Linked DNA regions of Mus musculus: regions 1 and 2 are each linked to region 3. A link is a contact called in ENCODE Hi-C or POLR2A ChIA-PET data. All regions are on one chromosome and are shown on one strand. Each heading gives the region's core, a stretch centred on a gene start or an enhancer-like site at or near the end of the contact. The rest is flanking DNA. Distances are from core to core; before and after follow the strand shown.

Region 1 (4,730 bases), core at 1,877-4,376, 130 kb before region 3:
ATGACTATCATTTTGGCTTGCAAGTAGGGCTTATTACTCAGATTATCCATGGACTTATACACTTGGATTATGAGATTTTAAAAGGAGACATACCTTTTACTGGTGGAATGTTACTGCAAGTGTTATTTGCAGACCAGTGAAAAGGCTTACTGAGAAAACTTCCTCTTGGGTACAAATCTGGCAACATGAGCTGGATATTCAGAGTCCATGTAAAGAAAGGGTCCACACAGTTATCATCCAGTTATTATATCTACATATCTGCATCTGTCTACACATCCATAATCATATCACACAGGCAAACTGCAGAGAAATTTGTTTAAAAAATATAGCCTAAGGCATTAAGGCATCAGACTCCCATTCTCACTAAAGAGGACAATTCTCTTACAAGTAGGACAATCAGCTGCAGACAGAGACAAACTTCCTAATTGGCTATCCAGTGCAATGTGATCAGCCCAGAAACCATAAACACACAGCCAAAAATAAGAAAATACTCAGCAGGTTGTAGTCATATATTAAGAGCTTGCTTATACATAACAAGGAAAATTTTGGGACAAGATGGAAAGAGGACGAGGAAGGGTGTGTGAGATGTAATATATTTTAATCAACCAGTATAAAAGGAAATTTTAAATAAAAAAGTAAGGCTAGAGAGATAGATGCTTCAGCAGTTAAGAGCACTGGGTGTTTTCCGGAGGACACAGGTTCCAGTTCCAGGACACATAAGGTTACTAATAATATGCTATGACTCCAGTTGCTGGGATCGTCTGCCCTCTTCTGGCCTCTGTGGGTTCTGAATAGACTCATGCAGGCAAACACTCATTACTAACATAAAAAAGAAAAATAAATCTTTGTGGATGTCACAGTCTTGAGAGAGACAGCAGCCAGGGTTGGTTAAAATGAACTCTTTCTTATTCTGCATGGCAACAGCCATCGCCTTCCTCTGAGCCAGCCTGCTCAGAGGCGAAAGCAGCCTTCTGAGCATAGAATAGCTCAGTGTAGCTGTTCACTGTAAGTACAGTGTCTACGGTGCCAATAGGTGACTTTTCCTTGATGTTTGCTATATTTGTGCTCTCTCTCATTTGTATGTGTGAAAATTATTGAATTGATACATCTATCTTTAAGAGTATAAAACATAATTAACAGGTATTATTGGCTCCTAAGTAAGATATATTCACAGACTCATTTACTTATGAGGAACCTGCCTGACTCCATTTTGAAGGCAGCAGCCATTATGCTGTATTTTTAAAAAATAGGTTTCCATTTACTGTAAGAGCTGAGCTGCTGCTTTTAATTTTGTTTCCTGGAGCTTGACCTGTCCCAACTCATGACCTTGATTTATTTTTGAGGACGCCTTGAACATTCCTGACCCTTCCTAACCACTCTTGCTAATCACATAATGACCATAGTGTGTGTTTTTGAGATATTTTTTCATATTACTTTACTGCCTCCATGTCTCCCTTCTGTAAACTGGCTTGGCAAATCTTATGATTTTACTCCTTAAAGTGGGTCAAAAATGAAGGGTTTCTCTCTTTAACCTGACTTAGGGGGCAGTTGCTGGCTAGCTCTTGGGTGCATCCCAATAAAATCAAGCTTGGTTCAAATTTGGCTCAAAATTGTGGTAGTGGCCTTATTCTCTCCTGGCTAGATTAACACATGATTTTCATTTATGATCTTGTGGTACAAGATGAACATGCCGGAGACATTTCCTTCCATCTTTTAAGATAATTTTTTTATGTTCCTGCTTGACTTTGAGTTAGAAGGCACATAAACGTCTCTGCTTTTAGATTGCGACCATGTTCAAAAGTGTATTTGTTAAATGAGCATGTTGAGGAATAAGCAGAACTCCACGTGAATGTGTCCAGGCTTCCTAAGAAAAATCCCCATGCTTCCTTTTTTGAGAAACAGCATTGCTTTGGAAATGACTCCCATGCCCATACAGGTAAGAACTTTGGCTCAGCATTTCTGTTTTGTCTGCTGTGATAGCAATTTTTGATAGTCAGACTGAATACATCTGGAATTAACTAAAACCCAATGGGCTGAAAACATGCGAGGGATTTTAATTAAAGCTTTTAAAGTGGAAAGACATTTCAGGATCTTTTGAGGTGACAATATTCACCTTTAATCTGGGCCACACCTTCTGGTAACAGCCTACTTTTGTAAGTTCATTTCTTTACTGGCATTAGAGCCCCTATCTTTAAAATCGTGGGTTATACTGAAGACCGGCTGAGACAACCAGCCTAATGGACTGAACTAGTGAATTCTTCAACTTTTAGTTGGTAGACAGCCCTTCTTGGACTTGCTGGACCACAGCCTGTGAGCCATTCTAATAGATTCCCTTTCTACCTACATAGAGATCTGTTTTATCCCTTCTGTTCATCTAGAGAACCTTCACTAATACACAGCTATGTTCTTTTCACCTTAACTCAGGAACATGCTGGCTAAGAATAGTGTTCATAAAAGGCATGTTTCTATGAACCAATTCATTCTAAGTATTCAAGTTACCATGGAGACTATACTTTTCATTATTACTAATTTGTCAGGAGACAGGCCTGCATTTCATGAGGAAAACTCCTATAGGAGTGGAGTACCATTCAGCCTTCTGGTGGGAGGTATACCTATCATTGTGTTTCTGATCTGGTTCCAGCTTTTCTCTCAGGATATTCTGACGTACCCTTGCCTCCCAGGTTACATGCAGTTGAACTTCACCTAGCCTCAGTGTCAAGCAAAAGAACAAACGTTTTGATTCCTAAAATCTCTCCTTAATTGTTAATATTGTGGCTCCCTTCTACTTGTGGGACACAAAAATCACTCCACTCCACATTGTGAAATGAGATGCACAAGCCAGCCACCCAGTGTCCAGGAGGAAGAAGGAAATGTTGCTGAGTGCAGAAAGGCGGAAGGGTGAATGGTTGGAGGCAGGGGCAAATGCGACTGAAATGCAAATATGTGCATATCCGGGAAAGGTCTGGCCTTGGGGTTGATATCAGCTCTAGCAAACACTGTGCTGTGTCCCTTCTGCATCCTCTAAGCATAAGGGGGAGGTTCTTGTCACTCAAGTCTCATTAGCCAATCAGACCCTTGAGGCGGACCTCCAGTCAGAAGGGGAGGCGGGCTCTTCCGGGGGACTTTCTGCAGGCTGGAATCTGAAGCTTCCTTAGTGCTAGTGGTTCTTTGCCACTACCTGCGGCTTAAGCGCGAGCCTGGGAGAGAAGATATGGTGAGCGAGGGGCGGTTGCCTGGTGAGCAGTGGGCTTGTGAACCTCGGGAGCCCGTGTGGTTGGCCCTCCCTGGGGTCGGATGGGAAGCAGTGGTTAGATGCAGCCTGCTGTGAGATTCTTTGTGGTATTTGCATCTCCCTAGACCCCAGTGGTGGTCTGGGAGCTGCATCTGCGCAGAGCCTTGGGAACAGGGGTAGTGTGTAGAAGTATCCTTGTAGTCAGTTTCACCAGGCTTTTGTTGCATCTGAAGATGGCAGTTTGCCAAACTCAGAGAGTCCCAGTTTCTCTAGCATCTCTAGAATTTCTGTGCTTCATATTTAATATTTAGGAGTACGATCCATTTGGAGTTAGTTTTGGGGAGGTAGTAAATGGCGTTTCATGTGTTCGTTAGCACTCCGCTAATAATCTGTGATGGAGAAGGGTAGAGTTGATGATGGAAAGGATTTACCAATGCTTAGGAGATAATAAGTCACGCAAAGTAGAGTTTAGCTAAGGGTGGGCTGCCTCTAAAGCATCCTAAAGATGATGATAAGTAGTATGCTAACCAGGCTTCTTAGACATGAGGTGATCAGAAACACATGTTCACTCACCAGAATTGTCTCGACATTTGGCCCCAAACTCTAACAAAAGATTTACAACCAGCCACTAACGCAATCCGCATATTAAAAGGCAGTTAGTTGTCTAAAAGCTATTCAAAGAAGTAGTGCACGGTCACAACTAACATCAAGGTCTGGTGTGCTATACAGGTCTAGTTTTTCCCACTAAAAAAGCATAGTTTTGCCCGATGGGTAAGACACAGCTCTTTGAAAAGGAAGGGCACTGTTGTGTTGAGGGCTGGCCTGATCTAGCAAGGTTTTCCCTGAGGCTTTCCTGTGTGGAAAAGGAGCACTGCCCCTTCTCAAACTGAGGAACAAACCTGGTAGATCCAGTAGAAACCTGGATTGACACAGTTAAGTCAGCTCAGAGGTTTGAGACACAGGCCACTCACTGGCTGTAGCTGTGTGTCATGGGTTATACATCTCAACAGCTAACACTGTGCCCAGAGGCAAGGTCAATCGATATCTTATTAATGGCATTCCCTCTACTAAGGAAGGATCTACTCTTTTTCCAGGTCAATAGTGCTAAGATTTTTTTTTCAATTATTTTTACCTTTTAAAAATTTTTTAACTTAATAACATGTACACTTTTTATTTTCTTAATTTAGGTTATATGTGGGAAACTGAGACAGTAATTCAAATAAAAAAAGTGTTTTGGTTGTACACATAGAAGAGGTAATGGAGCAGAAAAGTGAGAAAAGCAGAGAGAACAACTGAAGGTGAATCCCCACAGGGAAACTCCAAAGCAATGTAAAGCACACGGGGAGTTTCCCCACCAGGAGAAGCAGCTGGCTGGGATCATGCTTTTACACATCACCTCCAGTCAGCAATTTGTTAAAAGTTGTCCGTCAAGGGAGATGATACACGTACATTTCGGCACGCTGAGCCTGCTGCAATGACTTAGGGTGACAGGCAAAAC
Region 2 (4,733 bases), core at 898-3,397, 190 kb before region 3:
AGTCCTAAGACAGACAGCAGCTAGGGTTAGTTAAAATGAACTCTTTCTGGTCCTGCATGGAAGCAGCTGTGGCCTTCCTCTGAGCCAGCCTGCTCAGAGGCAAAAGCATAGAATGCTCTTCTGAGCATAGAATAGCTCAGCATAGCTGTTCATCTAAGTACGTCTACTGTGCAAATAGGTGACTTTTCCTGTATGTTTGCGAGAATTGTTGCATTGATATATCTGCCTTTAAGAGCATACATCATAATTAATAGGTAGTATTGGCCATAATTAACAGGTAGTATTGGCTCCTAAGTAAGCTACATTCACAGTGTCATTTACTTGTGAGGAACCTACCTGACTTCAGTTTGAAGGCAGGAGCCATTATGCTGTATTGCTCAAAATACCCCATTTACTGATTTGCTCTATTTAAGTCTTTTTCTTGGAGCCTGATCTGCTTGACCCCTGGCCTCTTCATATTTCTGAGAACATCCTGAACATACCTGACCCTCTATGGTGACCACATTTTTGTTCCTTTGGTTGTTTATTCCTGTATTTTCTTATTGTCTCATTGTCTGTTTTCTGTAAACCTGTTTGGCAGAAGCTTGTGATTTTACTACTTAAAAGAGGCACTAGAAGTGGATTCAGGTCTGGTTTCCTTACAGCACTTAGGATCCAGTTGATGGCCAGCTCTTAGGTGGTTCAAGTTGTCTCAAAATCGTGGTAGTGGTCTTATTCTCCCTGGGTTCAATTAACATATGAGTTTCAATTATGACCTTGAGGTACAAGATGAACGTGCCAGAGACATTTCCTTCTGTCTTTTAAAATAAATTGTATATGTTCCTGTCCAACGCTGAGCTAAGAACACCACCAAATCAGGCAGAACTCTACGCGAATGTGTCCAGGCTCTCTAAAGAAAACCCCCATGCTTCCTGTCTTTTATTTTTGTTAAATGATTTCCCTGCTTTCTGCTGGTAAGAAATATTTCCAAGTTTTTCTGTCTTGTCTGTTATGATGGCTATTCTTGGTAGACAAACTGACTACAAATTAACTAAGACCCAAAAAGTTGCATATACCTGTGAGAGATTTTTCTTAATTAAAACTTATGAAGTGGGAAGACGCTTCTGGGTCTTTTGAGGCGATAAGATCCACCTTTAATCTGGGCCACACCTTCTGGTGACAGTCCACATAAATAGAGAAGAAAGAAGCTCTCTCTCTCTCTCTTTCTCTCTCTCTCTCTCTCTGCCCTATCTTTGGTTAGCAAGTTCATTCCTTTAGAGCCTCCTTCTTTGAAAATGTGGTATACAGTGAAGCCCAGCTTAGACACGCAGCCTCATGGACTGAACTACTGGATTCTTCCAATTTTAGTTGCTAGACAGCACTTGTTGGTCTAGCTGGACCACAGCCTGCGAGCCGTTTTAATAAATCCCCTTTCTACATACAGAGAGGGAAAGAGACGCTCATTTTTATCATTTCTGTTCATCTAGAGAACCTTGACTAATACAGCTGCGTTTTCTCACCTTAACTCAGAAAAATGTTAGGAATAGTGTTCATAAACAACATTCTTCCTCGAACCATTTCTTTCTAATTATTCAAGTTACCGTGGAGACTACACTTATCATTAGTGTTAATTTGTCAAGAGATAGACCTGAATTTCAGGAAGAAAACTCCTATAGGGATGGATCCACCATCCAGCCTTCTTGTGGGAGAAACACATTTCATTGTGTTTGTGATGTGGTTCCAGGTTTTCTCTCAGGATTGTCCAGTGTACCTTTGCCAGCCAGGTAGAACGTAGCTGTAGCTCACCTGACCTCACCGTGAACCCACAGAACAAACATTTGTTTTCTAAAATCTCCTTAATTATTAATATCGTGGGCACCCTTCCACTTGTGGGACAGGAGAAACACTCCACTCCACATTTTGTAATGTGCTATTTAAACTAGCTACCTTGTGTCAAGGAGGAAAAGGGGAAAGTGCCTACCACGCAAGGAAAGATAGAAGTGAAGCTACCTCAGGTCAAGAGCAAGGACTCCTGAAATGCAAATATCTGCAACAGGAAATACTGTTCTGTGCTGTTCCTTAAACTCCAACGCCAAAGGAGGGACTCTTGTCACTCAGGCCTCATCAGCCAATGAGAACCTGCAGTCGGAGCGTCATCGGGGAGGCGGGCTCTTCCGGGCGCCAGGCTCCAGGCTCCGTTCCGAAGCTGGGAAAATGCAAGCGGTTCTTTGCGTGTAACAGGATCTGTGAGGGGTGCACGCGAGCTTGGAAGCCACGCTATGGTGAGCAAGGGACCGCAGTCTTGGGAGAAGTGGGCTGCTGAGCCTCGGCATCCCTTTTGGTAGGCTACCCTTGGACTGGATGGAAGCTAGTGGGCCAGATGTGGAGTTGTATGAAGTCCCATGCGGTCTCTGTAGTTCCCTGTACCAAAGTGGTGACCTCTGAAGAACTTCACCCTGTGGGCAGCGTCTGTGTAGAGCTTTGGGGACATGGTGTGTGCGTAGAAACATCTTTGTAGCCAACATCACCGTGCTTCTTGTGCATCAGAGGACGGCAGGTTGCCGTTTTAGTTTAGCTAGCATCTCTAGAATTTCTGTTCTTCGGATTTCACATTTGGAGTTAATTTTGTGGGTATTGTGCATGGAATCTTATGTGTTGGTAGCACTCCACTATTTTGCTGAGATGATAATGCAAAGGATTTACCAATGCTTCGGAGAGAATAAGTCACACAGAGTAGAGTTTAGCTAAAGGTGGGCTGCCTCTGAAACACCCAAAGATATAGTGTATTAATGAGGTCTGTAAGAGATGAAGTGCTAGATACGCATGTTTGTTCACCAGGATTGTCTAGACATTTGGCTCCAACCATAAGGAAGGAGACAACCCTGATCTTAAACAGCCGCTAGACCGATGCCCTTAAGAAGTGGCAGGAGACCAAGAAGCTGCTCAAAGGAGCAGGTAGGGTCATGTAACCAACATTAAGGCCTGGTGTGCCATAAAAGTCCTGTTTTCTTCTTAGGCAGTGGCTGCTTTCTATGGATCCTCTTATATAGATGCAGCCAGTTGTCCTTTTGTTAGCAAGCCAGACAGCAGTATGGTCTTCACTGTAGCAGCATCAAGATCTCGGCCTGCCTGCTGTGGGCCTCTGCGTTTATTAGTTATAAGGAGCCGTCACATCATTACTACATTATCTGCTACACACAGCGCTGACCTGAGCTGGAGAGCTGACCTGAGCTAGCTGCTCCTCAGCTTAACACCCAGCTCAGTCCTCTTCTAACTTCTTAGTGTGCTCTCTATGATTTCCCACCCCAGCTTTTATCTTTTCTCCTTTATACTTTTATAATCTTTCTCAGTCTGGCATATTCACCTAGGGACCCTGACACTGAAGAATGGTCTACTGTTCCAGGATACTGGTGTACTTAAGAAATAGTCCTGGGAATACTTTGTTGTGTAAGCCTCTCTTCTGCCTAAGTAACCACTTAGCAACTTAAAATTGGACTCTCCTGTCTCTATGTGAATTGTTCAGCGTGTAACCTGGGGCCTGACGCAGCATATGTAGGATGGAAAATGTGTCCTAGGCTGGCTCCTCTTTGAGCACCAGCCAGTGCTGTATGCATGCTATTCTTCAAGAATTTTTCTTCATTAATACCTTACGTTCATCAAGTTATTTCTCTCTGGGCAGACACATTAATTCTAGAACACCTGTACCTCCTGCAGAAAAATGTTTCTGAGGCTCTGTCTGTTACATTGTTTCAGGTAGCCTTGACCCTAGATACAGACAAGTCTATATGTCCACAGGGTATATATCTTGCTGTCCACTTGACTAAAATTAAAATTCTAAAATTCTTAAATTAAGGGGTTATACCATCATAGAGTTTTAAAATGACCAATTTGAGTCACTTAGACCACAAGAATCATTTAAGCAGTAGTAAAAGGATTTGTGTGTGGAGCATGGTCTCTACTTTCAGACCAAAATAGGAGCAACAGTTTATTGTATACAGTGCAGGGGGAAATGGGGAAGGCAATAGCTAGATCACAGACTGAAGTTTAAGGCAGTCAGCTCCAGTAGTCCCATTATGAAGAAGGTCCTGATTGAAGTAGGAGGGTGGTTTTGTAATTTTTCGACATGTATTGATTCATGCCATGTGAACGAAGACAGATCAGATTGGTGGGTGTACAATTTGGGGAGGTTACCTTGAGCCAGTTGATATCGAATTTCCAGCTAAGGAACTCTCCTATGCAGATATGTGCAATCCTGGTTGAAATAGTTAAGCCAGCTCAGAGGTTTGAGATATAGGCCCTCACTGCCTGTAGCTGAGTGTGTCAGGTTACAGACCCCAGCAGCTAATATTGTGTACAGGAGCAAGGTCAATTATTAATTCTCCCTGCCCCTCCCTCAGATCCATAACTTTATTTGCTTTTAAAAAGAAAATTAAAGCAGTTCCCGACACTTGCTAGTGGTCTTTGTGTCTACACAGCCTGTGATTTGTGAAATAGAATAGAAAAAAAAAGTTAAAATATATTAGAGCTTTGAGAGGGCCCTAGATCATTTAATGTCTCATTCTGTATATGAGAAAATTGGAACTCAGAGAAGTTCTGGGACTTTACTAAGACAATATCCACTTCTTCATCACAGAATTGCTTAGTGTTGAGTTTGCTACCCCACCTTAACTCTGGGAACCTGTGTGCTACCAGCCCCCACCCAGAGAATATTGGCTCTTCGGATGAAAAACCCAGGCACACACACTGCTCAATTT
Region 3 (4,659 bases), core at 1,434-3,933:
TGAGACTCATAGCAGTGGGGATATGGACCTGAAAAGGTCACCTCCTGTAACCAGGCAGGAACCTCATTGGAGCAGTAGGGACACCCATCCACCCACAAAACTTTTGACCCAAACTTTATCCTGTCTACAAAAAATGCAGAGATGGAGGATGGAGCAGAGACTGAGGGAATGGCCAACCAATTACATGCCCAACTTGAGAGACCCACCCAATGGGCAAGCTCAGGTCCAGGACACTATTAATGACACTATGTTGTGCTTGCAGACAGGTCCTAGCATAAGTGTTCTCTGAGAGGCTTCACCCAGCAGCTGACTAAAGCAGATGCAGAGATCCACAGCCAAACATTGGATAAAATTCAGGAACTCTCATGGAAGGGCTAGGGAAAGAATCGGAGGCCTCAATGGGTAAGGAACTCCCTGGAAAACCAACAGAGTCATCTAACCTGGGCCCATGGAGGCTCTCAGAAATTGAACCACCAACCACAGAGCATATACCAGCTGGGCCAAGACACCCAACATATATGTAGCAGATGTGGATTCCCCAACAACTGGAGTGGAGACTATCCCTGAAGCTGTTGCCTGTATGTGGAATATGCTTCCCTAATTGGGCTGCCTTGTCTGGCCTCTTTTGGGAGGGGTTATTTGTCAGGGTACTAGAATACTTTGGGGACAGGGGTGGGGGTTGGGGTGTGCTCCACCATTTCAGAAAAGAAGGAGGGGGAATGGAGGAGGGACTGTGGGAGGAGTTACACAGACAGAGGCTGCAATTGGGATGTCAAGTAAATGAAAAATTAATTAAAAATAATAAATTATACACTAACAACAATAGATATTACAAAATCAAAAAGAAAAGAAAAACCCCTCACAGACATTCCCAACTGTGTGGAATTCCAGATGGAGACATTTTGACCACCAAGTTTAGCCATCACAACAGCCAAGCCTGAAGAGCTGAGTCAGGTTTCTTACCTGAAACAGACAATTACAGCATGGTATCATTTCCAAAGTGATGTTTAAAAAAAAAAAAAGGCAAGGAGATTTATTTCAGGAGTTTAGACACATTCACGCAGCACTCAGCCTACTCCCACACATGCTCAGTTAACAAATCCATTTTTTAACCTGGTCATAAAGTAAAAGCAGAGACATTTGGGGGAATTGTTAGGTTGAAGTACTGAGGAACATATAAATCATAAAATGATAGAAAAAATGCCTCTGGCATGTTTATCATATACCATAAGATCTTTGTTGAAAATCAAGTGTTAATCCCACCAGGTAACAATGAGCCCACTACCACAATTTGAGACAAAATTGAAGCAAGTTAGTTTCACTGAGGTACAGACAAAAGAAGGCCAACTACTGCCTATCAAGTGGGATTTAAGAGAGCAGTCCCAAATTTATTTCTTGGGCTCCTTTTAAGGAGTAAAATCACAAATAGTTGCAAAACAGTTCTACAAAAGTGAGAAAAATGGGGCAGTAAAGAAATACAGAAAAATGGATTGTTTTCATTGTAGGTCAGGATGGTTTAAAAAACCAGTCAAGGCTCCAGGAAACAGACTTAAAATCAGCAACTTAGCTCTTACAATAAAGGGAAAGTTATTTTTAAAATACAAATACTACTGCCTTCAAAATGGAGTCAGGCAGATTCCTCACAAGTAATGGACACTGTGAAAGTAGATTATTTGTAGTCAGTTTGTTATTAGTTAATCATGATGCCTGATCTAAAAGATAGGTATACCAATGCCATAATTCTCACACATAGGAAGGACAAAAAGCACAAATATAGAAAACATCTAGGGAAAGTCACCTGTTAGCCAAGCATTTTAACATGTTATTAATCCAACCCAGGAGTTGGGAGGCAAAGGCAATCTGATATTCCTGAATTTAAGGACACTCTGGTCTATTGAGTAATGTTCATAATAAACTGAACTAAAACAGACACTGAGAGGCCAAACCTACTCAATCTTGAGACCAGCCTCTATCTTAAAGAAGGGGGGGGGGGAGGGGAAGCCTGAGAACTTGACCTGCAGCAGAACCCAAGCTACGTCCGTCCTCCCATTGTGTGGCCCAAGCTCCAGCTTGTAAATAAAGACCCTAATGCGATCCCATCAGAATCGGCTCCTTCGTGGTCTTTTGGAATTCACGAACGCTTTCTGGCACATTTTGTTGAGTTGGATGGGAACTCTAAGGTCACCAGGAGCCAACCTGCTGGGTCTTAATACCGGTAATGTTGTCTGAGTCTGAGTGTGTCTATCCATGTGTTTATGTAATCTCTGTCTATGTGCCTTCGTGATACCGCAATAATTCTGTCCTGAATAATTCTGTAATTCTGTTCTGAAGAGGCCTAAAAATCTGTATTTGGTGGCAAGAAATGAAAGCCAAGGCAGAATCCCACTGCAGCAGCTATATGTCATAGCTCAAGCTCCTGGAATAGGGAATGCTCAGGGTGTTATTTTCTAGGAAGGAAGGAACCGATGGACGTGAAACCTCCTACTAGTCGTGGAACCCTGCTGCGAGCTATTTTCACTGCTGGCTAGGTGCTCTGTGTGTGTGTCACTTTAAGGAACTGCGGTCCACTCTGCTTTCTGTTTCTTGTTATGGGGTAAATTTGACTTGGACGGACCGACCACGTTGAGATTAGAAGACCCACCCTCTTGATTTAACCCCCACCCCCACCCCCCTGGCCCGGTGCTTTACGGGTATCCCGCGGCTGTGGGCGTGGCCAGCTGAGTGCACCGGGCGGGAGTGGGGACCCATCCAAGCGGAACCTTCAGCCACCACGGCCCTCCAGGCAGGGGCCCACAGACAGCCCGGGGAACTGGGACTAGAGGTCGGACAGCGAGCGGGTGCGGCTCCACTGCGCGCTGCAGAGGTGCGGGGCCCAGTCACTCCGTGCTCGGCAAAACCGTGCTGTGGCTCCCGCACGCCCACCACCCACACTGAGGGGGCTCTGCGCCCCACGGGGGACCCTAACTCCCTTCTCAGCGCCGCCCTCTGAGCCCTCCCCGACGGCAGCAGGGTACAAGGAACCTGACCCGGCCCGGTGGTAGGCCTGGCGGCGCGCGGAGCACACAGGCATTCCTGGCTGGCCCTTTGAAAGGTCTAAGCCTGGGGCCTCCGGTATCCCTGAGATTTCCCTGAGTGGGAAGATGAGCTCCCAGAGAGCAGGGCTCCAAGTGTGGACTGGGCAGGAGGGGCCCCTAGTGGGCAGATGTCTCCCACACCGAAGCTTGGAACAGTCTCCTGGTCACTCATTTTGCTCAGTAAATGGCTACCCTTCCTGCTTCCTGTCTAAACAGATGTAGTCTCTGAGTTGTACAGAGAAGGTCTCCATTGACACCATCGTGCCACACTCAGCTCATTGAGAAGCAACAACCACTCCTTTCCGTGTTCCATAGGGCACTCAGTGCAGCCACCTACACCTACAAGACAACAGATGGGAGGCAACCCAGGAGAGCTTCAGACTAAATTCTTCCCTGCTCTGAACACCCCCACACCCTCTGCCCAAAGATTAAAATATAGATAAGATTGGACTTTGGAACCTGAATCTGTTGTCCTGCCCTTGCATGCAGCTGGGCTGATCCGTGATCAAAGAAACCAACCTCATCACTACTGGCTCTTTGCTACTATGACCTTTTTTACTGGAACTCCCCCCTTTTCAAACAGTCCTCGAGATTTAATTAGTCTCTTAGAGACAGTCCTTTTCAGCCACCAGCCCACTTGAGATGATTGCAAAGAGCTCTTGTAGGTTCTCTTCACCACAGAGGCCAGGAAACTGGTTCCTGGTCCTACAGAGGAACCGGCCCAGATTAAGACTTCAACACTGCTAAAGGTCAGAAGAGTCTCTAAGTCTTTTCTCCAGGCTCTGATTAGCAGGTCTCAAAGCAGCTGTAAGACAGCCACTAATTTGGCCAAAGATAAGCAAAAACAGCCGTAGCTCTAGCCTTTATTAACCAGGCAGCACCAGGTATTAGGAAACTCAAAAGGTTTCAAGGACTAAAAGAGTCTAAAAGATAACGGCAGAAAAAGTGTTTAATAAAGATAGACAGTACCCCGGAGCTCTTGACTCTAGCTGCATATGTATCAAAAGATGGCCTAGTCGGCCATCACTGGAAAGAGAGGCCCATTGGACATGCAAACTTTATATGCCCCAGTACAGGGGAACACCAGGGCCAAAAAGGGGGAGTGGGCGGGTAGGGGAGTGGGGGTGGGTGGGTATGGGGGACTTTTGGTATAGCATTGGAAATGTAAATGAGCTAAATACCTAATAAAAAATGGAAAAAAAATAAAGATAGAAAAACTGAAAGAAAAAAAAAAGACAGGTAAAAGAGCAGAAAAAAACAGACTCACGATCTGGCAAAGATCCTGCTGGCAGCCACGGCAAAACCAAAGGATTGTGGGAGACATCTAAAACAAATGGTTTCTAGAAATTAATGTGTTTATGCAAACCCTGGCACTGGGCCAGGGACCTACCTGTGTAAGAGATGTCTAAAATAAATCGCTTCTACAAAAAGAGATAAGGGGACCCTACAGACCGAGACCAACCCCACTTAGAAAAGTACCAATGTATTTGTGGTAAAGAGGAGGCCATTGGGCCAGGGAAAGCCGCAAGAAAAAGCCTATTCAAACCATGGCCTTAAAAGTTGCCCAGGGTAAGCCTAAAAATAA

The links. Hi-C counts contacts between places; a loop is a spot of excess contacts on that map. ChIA-PET counts read pairs that join two places held with the same protein, here RNA polymerase II (POLR2A).
Region 1: a loop to region 3 is called in a map of heart, with 3 times the contacts of the local background. The contact joins the promoter of D130040H23Rik here to the enhancer-like site in region 3. A Hi-C loop is called at or near these places in 1 of 37 maps with a recorded cell type or tissue (heart).
Region 2: a map of gastrocnemius shows a loop between it and region 3 (2.4-fold over the local background). The contact joins the promoter of Zfp930 here to the enhancer-like site in region 3. A Hi-C loop is called at or near these places in 1 of 37 maps with a recorded cell type or tissue (gastrocnemius). POLR2A ChIA-PET finds 5 or more read pairs at or near these places in 1 of 5 experiments (Patski).

Annotation. Positions count from the first base shown.
Region 1 is chr8:69,267,978-69,272,707 of GRCm38, forward strand. D130040H23Rik (RIKEN cDNA D130040H23 gene) reads left to right here and starts at 3,127. Exons shown (of 5, transcript NM_001384124.1): 1 at 3,127-3,214.
Region 2 is chr8:69,206,899-69,211,631 of GRCm38, forward strand. Zfp930 (zinc finger protein 930) reads left to right here and starts at 2,148. Exons shown (of 4, transcript NM_001013379.2): 1 at 2,148-2,261. The coding sequence starts at 2,259. Gm39188 (a long non-coding RNA gene) reads right to left here and starts at 2,099. Exons shown (of 2, transcript XR_870488.3): 1 at 1,961-2,099.
Region 3 is chr8:69,396,713-69,401,371 of GRCm38, forward strand. No RefSeq gene overlaps it. Among named protein-coding and RNA genes, the nearest start is that of Gm10033, 3.5 kb to the left of the region's middle. Within about 2 kb of position 2,684, at least 1 of the 3 ENCODE cell types and tissues checked has a DNase peak (open chromatin) inside an H3K27ac peak, as active enhancers do; it is heart, where a contact is called at or near this core.